Regions from separate parts of the Homo sapiens genome. Here region 1 is linked to region 2. Evidence: read pairs that join two places in POLR2A ChIA-PET (ENCODE). Cell type or tissue: PC-9. All regions are shown on one strand. Each heading gives the region's core, and the rest is flanking DNA. Links, peaks and the distances in the headings are about the cores only.

The links. ChIA-PET counts read pairs that join two places held together with the same protein. Peaks named below come from ENCODE experiments on the same cell type or tissue, not always from the same donor. Only the 100,000 strongest peaks of a DNase experiment are listed, where the experiment ranks them.
Region 1: POLR2A ChIA-PET joins it to region 2 with 6 read pairs; 3 of 35 experiments call an interaction of 5 or more read pairs at or near these places.

Annotation. Positions count from the first base shown.
Region 1 is chr17:17,659,913-17,665,282 of GRCh38, forward strand. No RefSeq gene overlaps it. Among named protein-coding and RNA genes, the nearest start is that of SMCR2, 15 kb to the right of the region's middle. RefSeq lists enhancers at 3,191-3,280, 3,771-3,910. In PC-9, for the core only: a CTCF peak has its summit at 2,127 (motif pointing left); no DNase peak of the experiment used is centred there.
Region 2 is chr17:17,735,119-17,740,488 of GRCh38, forward strand. The region is part of intron 2 of RAI1 (retinoic acid induced 1); the gene reads left to right. Among named protein-coding and RNA genes, the nearest start is that of RAI1-AS1, 28 kb to the right of the region's middle. RefSeq lists an enhancer at 4,849-5,370. In PC-9, for the core only: no CTCF peak of the experiment used is centred there; a DNase peak (open chromatin) is centred at 3,263; H3K4me3 peaks cover 508 bases; H3K27ac peaks cover 3,737 bases.

The DNA of each region.
Region 1 (5,370 bases), core at 98-5,097, 75 kb before region 2:
CCAGCACACAGATGTTTATAGCAGCTTTTTTCATAGTTGCCAAAATTTAGAAGCAACCAAGATGTCCTTCAGTAGGTGGATGGATAAATAAACCGTGGCACACCCAGACAATGAAATATTATTCAGCGCTAAAAAGAAATGAGCTAGTAAGCCACGAAAAGACATGGAGGAATATTAAATGAATTTTACTAAGTAAAAGAAGCCAATCTGAAAAGGCCACATACTGTGTGATTCTAAATATGTTACATTCTGGAAAAGGCAAAACTATGGAGACAGTAAAAAGGTCAGGGTTTGTGGCCAGGGCACAGTGGCTCACGCCTGTAATCCCAAAACTTTGGGAGGCCGAGGTGAGCAGATCACGAGGTCACAAGTTCAAGATCAGCCTGACCAATATGGTGAAACTCCATACTACTAAAAATACAAAAATTAGCCGGGCGTGGTGGTGCATACCTGTAGTCCCAGCTACTCGGGAGGCTGAGGCAGGAGAATTACTTGAACCTGGAAGGTGGAGGTTTCAGTGAGCCGAGATTGTGCCGCTGCACTCCAGCCTGGGAGACAGAGCAAGACTCTGTCTCAAAAAAAAAAAAAAAAAAAAAAAAAGTCAGGGTTTATGGGGAAGATGAATAGGCAGAGCACAGAGAAATTGCAAGGCCGTGGAACAAGTCAGTATGACCCATGGCATTATAACTACAGATGAACAACACCAAGAGGGACCCTAACCTAAGCCACGGACTTCCAGTGATAATGATGTGTCGATGTAGGTTCAGGACTGGAACAAATGTACCATCTGGCGGGGGGTGCTGACAATGGGGGTGGGGAGCTGTGCACATGTGGGGGCAGCAAGGACATGGGAAATCTCTGCAACTTCCACTCAGTTTGGCTGTGAATCTAAAACTGCTCCAACAAGAAAGAAAGTCTATTAAAAAAAATACATACATACATAAAGAGCAAAAGTTGATTTCTTGCTCATGCTACGTCTGACCAGGGAGCAGGAAGACACTACATGGTGCAGCCAGTCTGGGTCCAGGCTGACTGAGATTCTGTTTTGATGGGGTCTCACCAGCTCAGGGAAAGGAAAGTGAAGAATTGCACACCAACTCCGGAAGCTGCTTCCGGGAAGTGACATCCTCATTTCTGCTCACATTTCATTGGCCAAAGCAAGTTACAGACAGCCTTGACCTTGAAGCGCGTGAAGAAGCGCACTTCACCTTGGCTGGTGCCAGGAAGGAGAACTGGGGTGCTCATGCCCTCCATGGACCACCACATTCTGCTAAAAACACTCAGCATGGTGTGCACTGAGCCCTGCCTCACACACATGCGCACGTGCACACACACACACACACACACACACACGAGCATACGCACACACCCCTCCTGGTCAAGCCCCTGACGCTTTTGCCTGGTCTTTCCTCAGCAGCTGAGAACAAGGGCCCTCAGTTTTGGATGCGAAGCATTTCCAGATCGGTTGATCAAATATTTACTGAGAAATTACCAGCTGGGCACAGTGGCTCATGCCTGTAATCCCAGCACTTTGGAAGGCCGAGGCAAGTGGATCATCTGAGGTCTGGAGTTCAAGACCAGCCTGGCCAACATGGTGAAACCCTATCTCTACTAAAAATACAAACATTTGCTGGGCGTGGTGGCATGCGCCTATAATCCCAGCTACTCAGGAGGCTGAGGCAGGAGAATCATTTGAACCCAGGAGGCGGAGGTTGCAGTGAGCTGAGATCGCGCCATTGCACTCCAGCCTGGGCTACAAGAGCAAAACTCCATCTCAAAACAAAACAAAAACAAAAACATAAACAAAAAAGAAAATAAACTACTATATTCACGGCAAAGACAGATTAAGGACAAGGCAGTTGAAAATGAAATGACAGGACCTGAAGAAAAGTGTGTTTCCCAGAGCTGCTCTCACGAGCTCTCCGGGAGGTGGGAGGGTCACTCAGCCCCAAGCTTTGTGAGATGTTGGGTGTTGGTGTGTGGCCAGGTATATTTACGTATAATTTACATACAATTAAACTCATCAATTTTTAGCATACAATTCTATGGATTTTGACAAATGTGTCAAATCACATAACTGCCTCAAGCCCCCTTGTGGTCAGGTCAGCCTTTTCCCCATCCCCAGTTCCTGGCAACCGCTGATTAGTTTTCTGTCCCTATCATTTTGTCACTCCCGGAATGTCACATAATAGAATCCTGCAGCCTACAGCCTTTCAAGGCTGGCTACTTTTGCTCAGCATAATCCACTTAAGATTCACTGATATTTTTGTACGTACCAGTAGCTTGTTCCTTTTTTTTGAGACGGAGTTTCACTCTTGTGGCCCAGGCTGGAGTGCAATGGCACGATCTCAGCTCACTGCAACCTCCGCTTCCTGCGTTTAAGCGATTCTCCTGCCTCAACCTCCCAAGCAGCTGGGATTACAGGCATGCACCACCAAGCCTGGCTAATTTTGTATTTTTAGTAGAGACAGGGTTTCTCCATGTTGGTCAGGCTGGTCTCAAACTCCTGATCTCAGTGATCTGCCCGCCTTGGCCTCCCAAAGTGCTGGGATTACAGGCATGAGCCACCGCGCCTGGCCATTTGTTCCTTTTTATTGACAAATACTATTTCCTTGTCTGGACATACCGCATGTTGCCTCTCCATTCATCAGTGGATGAACAATGGGCTGTTTTCACCAGTGCACTTGCCTTGGAATCCACAAACTGCAAATGGCAGTGGCCTTGCCCATCCCACCCACACCGCTGCAGTGCGCGGCCTGCTCGTTGGGCCACAGATACATGAACCTCCACCTGCCTCAGGGCCTCTGCACTTACTGTTGCGATGCTTGCGATGCTCTTCCCATGACTCTGGCCTCCTTCCTCAGAACCTCTGCTCATAAGTCACCTCTCTGACCACCCTGTCCTCAGTTTCCACCCCATCACTCTCTGTGCCCTCCTCCTGCTGTTCCTTCTCCCAGCACCCACTGGAGTCTCTGGTTTTGTTTGCTTGTTTGTGTATTGTCCATCTCCCACCAGACTGGAGACTGGAGACCCTCAGCGGAGGAAGTCTCTGTTCATGGCTGTATCCCCAGGGCCTGACACAGAGTGGACTCTAAATATGAGTTGAGTGAGCAGCTGCTGGTACAGGATCACAGGAGGATTAAATGAAATAGCGAGTGTGAGTGCCCTTTGCAACCTGCTGTGCTTATTGAGGGGGAAACAGGCTGAGAAAGGTGCAGTGACCAACCCAGGGCCACCAGGTCAGAGCGATAGACACCCAGGCCTACACCCCTCCCTGGGCCACCCTCCTGTCCACCCTGCCTCAGGGCCAGCGTTCCTAAGGCACATTACACACACACACAGCCCACAGACACCCAGACCGCACACACAGCTCAACACCACACACAGACAAACGCCCTCAATGCAGACATGCCCAGCCTTGCACACACAGGAAGTCCACACACAAACACCAGCACACTGCCTTGAACACGCAGGAATAGCATTCACACGCCCATCCCCCTACACAAACACACAGGCCACACCCACACGCCAAAACACACCCCCAGCGTCAGACCTTGATGACTGACAGCCCAGGACTCCAGTGGGCTTGCGTCGCCATAACAACAGACGGCTCCGAGTCTTGGGCTGTGAGTGTGGTCGGGCTGTGAGTCACAGCTGCAGCAGACGCTCCGCAGAGCAGGAGCAGCCTGGCCCAGTGCGGACTCCCCAGTGCCAACCTCTTATGGACGCAGAGTGGACCCTCTCAGATGGGTGTGCAGTGTCCATTAGCATTACCCACAGGAGGGATGTGGCCCTCAGGTGTCCCCTGTGTGCCACACACTGGCGTGCGCCCAGAGCTTCACACACATTTTCTTGCTTAATCCTCGTGGTGTCCTCACCAAATCAGTGTGGCCAGGGAGACCATTTTACAGATGTTGAAACTGAGGTTCAGGTAGGGGAAGTCCCTTGCCTCACTCAGGTCACACAGTGAGTCACCACCAGGCCTGAAATTTGAATTCAGGTCTACTGAACCATGAAGGGTCCTCTTTCCACTGCCCTGAATCCAATCCAGGGGAGCTCCCAGCTGTGCACACCATTTCCAGACAAGAGCAATAGATTATCAGCTCTCACTTGCACCAGAGTTGGTTCTGCCCTTGTAGAGCTCCCTTGGTAGGTAGTGAGATCCCCATCATGAGCAGCATCCAAGCAGAGACTGTCATAGCTGCTATGGAGAAGCATCAAGTATCAGGGGACAAGGGGTTGGACCAGACGGCCTGGCTTTGAGTTGTAAATGACAAAAAAAATTATTGGCAAACAAAACAGGAATATAAAAGCTTCAGGAACAGCTGGATCCAGCTGTCAGATGTCATCAGGAATCTTCTTCTGGATTTCCCCTTCCTTGGGGTTCACTTTCTTCTCAGAATAACCTTCCCTAGCCTAGGGTAGACCTCACAGCTGCAGGCTTACATCGGTCGTGGCCCCCAAAAGCAAGCTTAATAGATGTTTGTCAGATGAATGCTAGAAGCATGATAAGGTTGCGGGTCTCAGTCTAAGTAAATCCCAACTTGACCTCTGGGAGTCACTCTGAGGAGGCGCAGTGCTCATTCCTGTGTGCCAAATCCCATCATCTCTCAAACGTCGTATGATTGAGTTAGATTGTACTATGCACTTCACAGACATTAACTCATGGAAATCCCAGGCAGCCCTATGCAGTGGTCACAATCTCCATCTCATGGACGGGGACACAGGGTCCCAAAGAGGCAAAGTGTGGTACCTGAGGTAGGGCTAGAGCCACACAGTGCCTTACCAGGCTGAGATCAGGAGGCCGTACCTCTGAACGAGGGCAGGACTGTTCTTCACAGGCAGCTTTCCTCCAAGGAGGCAGAGGACGGCACTGGCACGTTCACTCAGCAGCCAACATTGGCAAGCACCCACTCTACCCCGTGGCCCGGGGTGCCACTGCCCATGGAGCTTGGAGGTGCCAACTGCTGCCAGTGACCTTGGGTAAGTCATTTTGTGCTTGATCCTTGCATCCCCATCTGTAAATGGGCAGGTCACCCCACTCAGAGGGGCAGAACTCATGTCAGTGGTTGAACGCTTCTGGCAGTACAGCCCAATAGAACTTCCTATACCAGGTCCCACAGGGTGGCCACACACCGCTCCTGAACACCAGAAAGTGACTAGTATAATAATAACAATTTTAAAGGCCGGGCGCGGTGGCTCATGCCTGTAATCCCAGCACTTTGGGAGGCCAAGGTAGGCGGATCACAAGGTCAGGAGTTCAAGACCAGCCTGGCCAACAGAGTGAAACCCTGTCTCTACCAAAAATACAAAAATTACCCGGGTGTGGTGGCATGTGCCTATAGTTCCAGCTACTAGGGAGGCTGAAGC
Region 2 (5,370 bases), core at 199-5,198:
CTCAGCTCACTGCAACCTCTGCCTCCCGGGTTCAAGCAATTGTCCTGCCTCAGCCTCCCAAGTAGCTGGGATTACAGGCTCCCACCACCACGCCCAGCTAATATTTTGTATTTTTGGTAGAGATGGGGTTTCACCATGTTGGTCAGGCTGGTCTTGAACTCCTGTCCTCAGGTGATCCACCCGCCTCGGCCTCCCAAAGTCCTAGGATTACAGATGTGAGCCACAATGCCCAGCCTTTTTTTTTTTTTTTTTGAGACGGGGTTTCACTCTTGTTACCCAGGCTGGAGTGCAGTGGCGCGATCTTGGCTCACTGCAATCTCCGCCTCCCGGGTTCAAGTGATTCTCCTGCCTCAGCCACCCAAGTAGCTGGGACTACAGGCGTGCGCCACCACGCCCGGCTGATTTTTTTTGTATTTTTAGTAGAGTCGGGGTTTCACCATGTTGGTCAGGCTGGTCTCAAACTCCTGACCTCAAGTGATCCACCTGCCTCAGCCTCCCAAAGTGCTGGGAATACAGGCGTGAGCCACCGTGCCCAGCCCAAAGATGCACTTCCTCTCATTCAGAAGTGATTTAGAAGTGGCCTGGGCTGCTCCAGGAGGTAGTGAGTGCCCCATCTTAGGTGGGTAGGTGTGCAAGCAGATGCCCAACCTGTGCCTTCCTCTCTTTTGTGGTCCCTTCTAAGCGCAAAGTGCCTAGGGCTGTGTATCTCCTGGCGGCAGTTCTGAGGTGGCCCTATTTTGCCAACCCAGCCTGGTTGGAGGGACTGACAGGGCTTCTGCCCCTAGGTGTCCCCTGAACTTGGCCCACAAAAGGCCTGAGGAATATAGGGGACTGTGATTGTGTGTGTGGTGTGTGATGTGTGACAGTGGACTTGTTTGTGTATCTGTGTTATGTGTGTGCATCTGTGTATGGTGTGTGTACTTGTGCGGGTGGGGCTTCAAGGGTTGAGTGTGGATATCCATGTTGTGAGTGTGCATTGCGCATGGCCCTGGAGGATGGGGGGACATTTCTGGGCTGTGTGGGTATTGACTGTGAACTGTGAGTATGTGCACTTGGGCCAGTGGAGGTGTTTGTGGCTAGAACGTGTCTGGAGGGAACTGTGCTGAGACCCCCACCGCCTCTGTCCTGGTTCATTCCTTCCCACCCCAGGCTCCTCTCATGGCCCCTGCCCCCAGGTCAGACCTGGGAGGCTCTCAGTCATCCCAAACTCTGACCATTCATGCTCTCCCTCCCAGAGACCTTGGCACCTGCCAGCACTGCTCTTGACTTTGTCCTTGCTCTGGGATAAGAGCAGGCCCAGCAGATGGCCGAGAGGTCCCAAGGAACAGAGGAACAGGCGGGGAGGAGGCCCAGTCACTGCTTAGCTTCTCTGTAGGAGATGTAGAAGGAAGTGGGTCTTTGTGTTTCTGCAGCATCTGGACCAGATGGAGAGACCTTTCTGGAGATGGCATGCACACTTCCAGATAGGAGCTGGAACATTTCCAGAAATGGAATGTTTTTAGAAATGAGACATGGTGTTTCTGGAGACAGGATGAGGACGTTTCTAGAGAAGAGATGAAAAGCATTTCTGGAGGAGGGGCATTTCTGAAGATGAAATGAGAACATTTCTGGAGATGGGAGAGGGCATTTTTGAGGAGTAAAGATGAGGCTTTTCTGGATTCTGAGCATTGCTAGAGATGGAACATTTCTGGAAATGGATTCTTTCTAGAGAGAAACTAGAATACTTCTGGAAGTGGTGTGTTTTTGAAGATGATGCTGGAGTATTTCTGGAAATAAAATAGGGCACTTCTGAAGATGAGGTATTTTTGGAGCTGAAATGCAACATCTCTGGAGATGGGATATGGCATTTCTGGAAGTGGAACATTCTTGGAGTTAGGGTGGAGCCTCAGTAGACCACTGGCATTTCTGGAGATGGATTACATTTGAAGATGACGGGGAATATTTCTGGAGATAAGATGGAGCATTTCTGGAAATGGAACATTTTGGAGCTGGGGAATTTCTGGGTTAAAATGAAGCATTTCTGGGGAAGAAACAGGTCATTCTCAGAGAAGGGACATTTTTTGGATTGAGGATGGGACATTTCTAGGGAAGGAGTTTTCTGAAGATGAGGGGGTCATAGCTCAGCCTGGCTGTTTCAAGGCCACTTGAGGAGGCAATAGGGGAGGGTCTCAGGGGCCCAGAGACCCCACCTGTGGTCCTTGTTTTGCACATGGCCCGAGGGAGGGTCTTGCCCAGACTCACTCCTGCTGAGCTGCAGAGTGGGCTTCTGAGGAACCTTTCCAGAATGCAGCCTTTGCCACCCCCTGGCCCAAAACCCTGGCCTGTGCTGGAATACTACCAGAGGGAGGCCAGAGCTGCCCAGTCTTACTCTTGGGGTCCCTACCTGCTTCTGGTGGGGTCCTGGCAGCCTCTAGGCTCACCACAGGGATAGGCAGTGACTGAATGGTTAAATTTAATTTAATTCAATTTTGTCAAGCCAGCTGAGGCTTGCTCCCCAGCCCCCTCTGCCAGAAGCCTGTACCTTTCCTCCAGTCCCCCGCCCCATATCCCCCTACCATGGGGATACCTGAGGGTGGCCTTATTGCAGCAGACAGATGGAGGGGGGCTACAAGGCTGAACATGGGCAAGGGTCCAGGGCCCTTCTCGGGCTCAGCCTGATTTCAGGGCGGGGGGCCCCAGCCACCTCCGCCTACTCCAGAGAAGCAGATATTGAGGCCTGTCACCACTTGAGCAGGCCTGGAGCCCCAGAGTAATTATTTCTCTTCCTTAATTGAAATTTCAGCCTCAGTGATCCAGCCTCAGAAGTGTAAGGCAGGCACAGAGACCCTGCCCCTGGTGGGGGGAGGGGGCGCCCCCCACCCTGGCCCCAGAAGGAGGGAGGCAGTGCCATCCCAGGGGGGCAGGTGGCTTCACATGCTGGTGGGTGGGCATGAGGTGGACGGCTGCTGGTCAAGGAGGCAGGGTCAAGGGGGCCAGTATGGCATAGTATGGCCTGAGCACTCAGTATGGCCTGAGTATGGCTCAGGCCAGTATGGCAGCTGCCATGGGAAGGTTGGGCCTCTCCCTCTGACTCCTGACAGAGGAAGGTGAGGGGGTTGATCTAGGCTAAGGTAGCATGAGGGAGTGAGTACCAGGAGACTGCTGCCTCCTCCCACATCTGGCGGGCACTGAGGGGTGGGCTGGGGTGGGTGAGGGGCTATGGTGTGAGTGGGGCGGGCTGGCTGGCGGCAGGCCCAGTTCCTGGTTCAGGGCTGGGTGAGGCGGCTGGCCTGGCGGGGCGGGGTGGGGTGGGCAGGAGGGTGCAGCTGAGGAGCCTGTTTTCCCGGCTGCTGCGGTCAGGCTGGGAGGAGCCTCCGCCACCTGGGTGGTCCCTGCTGCCCTACACGGCCTTGGGCCTGGCCTGTCTGCGGGTGAAGGCGGGGGCAGAGGACTCCAGGGACCAGCAGGAAACTGGGAGAAGCCATGGGCTTGAAATGAGCCTGGGGTCCACCCCTCCGTGAGCTTCTCAAGGTGGCTCTGAGGTGCTGGGGTAAACGTAGCAACTGCCAGCTTGCAGCTGTGTGTGTCTGAGCTCAGGCAACCCAGGCACCACACAGGAAGCTGCTGTACTCACTGGACCCTGATGGGCTGCAGAGGGCCAGAGAGTCTACTTGTGGGCCCTTCTGGGTGTCAGTCTTCTCCATCTGGGGAATGGGTTGGCTTGGTGGGAGTTTTCAGGCCTGCATTACCTTCAAAGGGCTCATGCTGCAAGCATGGGCTGTCCTCCCTGTTTTTATAAGTACACGGGCCCCAGCCTTACCCAGACAGCCCAGCACGCTGCCCGTAGTATCCTGGGGAAGGGCAGCAGCTGTCATCAGTGTTATTTCTGAGGTGTGTTTTCCTGGCAACCAGGAAATTTCTGTCAGTGGGAACAGCCTGCCCAAGGCCTCCTCCACCCCTGGGGAAGACAAGTTGTATGACAAGGGAGACAGAGGCAATTCAAAGTGAAGAACGGGAGTGAGGCCGCCTCCTCCGTGCATATTGCTCACACACTGGGGCAGCCACGTGCCCAGTAAAGGCTCTCTTGAAAACCGTGGAGATAGGAGCCAAGCTCTGCAAGGCCCTGACTAGCTCACCTGACCCCTGGCATCTAGAAGCTCACAGCCTATTCTTGGTGGAGGTGTGGCTATGGCTGCCCTCCAAGGAGGGGAAGACAGAGATGGCTGGACAGGATGGGACAAGCCAGCCCCCAGGAGCTGGGGAAGCGAAGGTGGGTGCAAATGAAAACGCAGAATCCCATTTGCAGTCCATTTGCTTAGCAGCCCTGACCAGGAGGGAGAGAAAGAAGAGGGCAGAGCAGGGAGAGATGGGGAGGGATAAGGATACAGAGAGAGAATCTGGCAGCCAGGGGTCAGGGAGCCTTTGGCCGTAAGGCCTGGGATGCCTGCTGCTTACTGAGGCTGTGGCCCCTCCTGCCTTCCAGAGCTAAGAAAGCTTTGCTCTGTCTCAGCTCCAGACACCGCATCCCCACCACACATTCCAGCACCTGCCTGCTTCCCCTGACCTCTGGCTGCCCCACAGACCCCATCCCTACCTCCACTCCTTGGGGATTTTGAGGTCTTATGCCACCACTCCACTCTGAGCAGGCTCAGTCTCCCTGTGTTGGTGGTGGTGCGGGGTGGTGAGAGTGGTCCTGGAGCAGTGGGAACTACCCGGAGGCCACCTGGGGTGGGTCCCAGGCACCAGTCCAGCTGGCCAGTGGGCCACGGGGGCTGACCTTGTCACCTTGGGCCCAGATGGAGGGCAGCGGTGCTCGGCCCTTCCCCCAAGCACATACAGCCGCTGAGCTAACATGACTCACCGCGTGGCAGCTCCCTCTCCCCACTGGGAGTGGGGATGGAAGCCTCCAGATGCTGCAGCCCCACCCTGAGGGAATCACAGGCCAGGCTGAGCCCTTCCAAAGTGGGGATAGCTGGGGATCAGACATCAGCATCCATTGAAGGGGGTGTTCACCCGCATGGGGTAAGCCCTGTGCCTGGGACTCTGGGCTTAGTGCCCAGCTAGGGCCTTGGGAGACCCTTGGGCTTCTCTGTGCTCAGGGGGAAAGGAGCTGTGCAGCCTCTAGGGGTCCTGCCTGCCCCAAGCTGTGCTGGTGGTCCAGGCCCCCTTTGGGGAGGACCCTGGCCAGGGGTCCCTAGCTCCTCCTCTGTCATCCAGAGAACCCTTAGGTCCCAGGGGCTGGTGGTGTTCCTCTTCCTCAGAAACACTACCTGCAAGACTGGAACCCTAACACAGCCACCTCTGGAGAGTTGGGGGTCACCCATCTCTTCTTTGCTCCCCACCCACCCTGGTGGAAGTGGTTCATCTGCTCTGAGCCCTAAAGAGGACCAG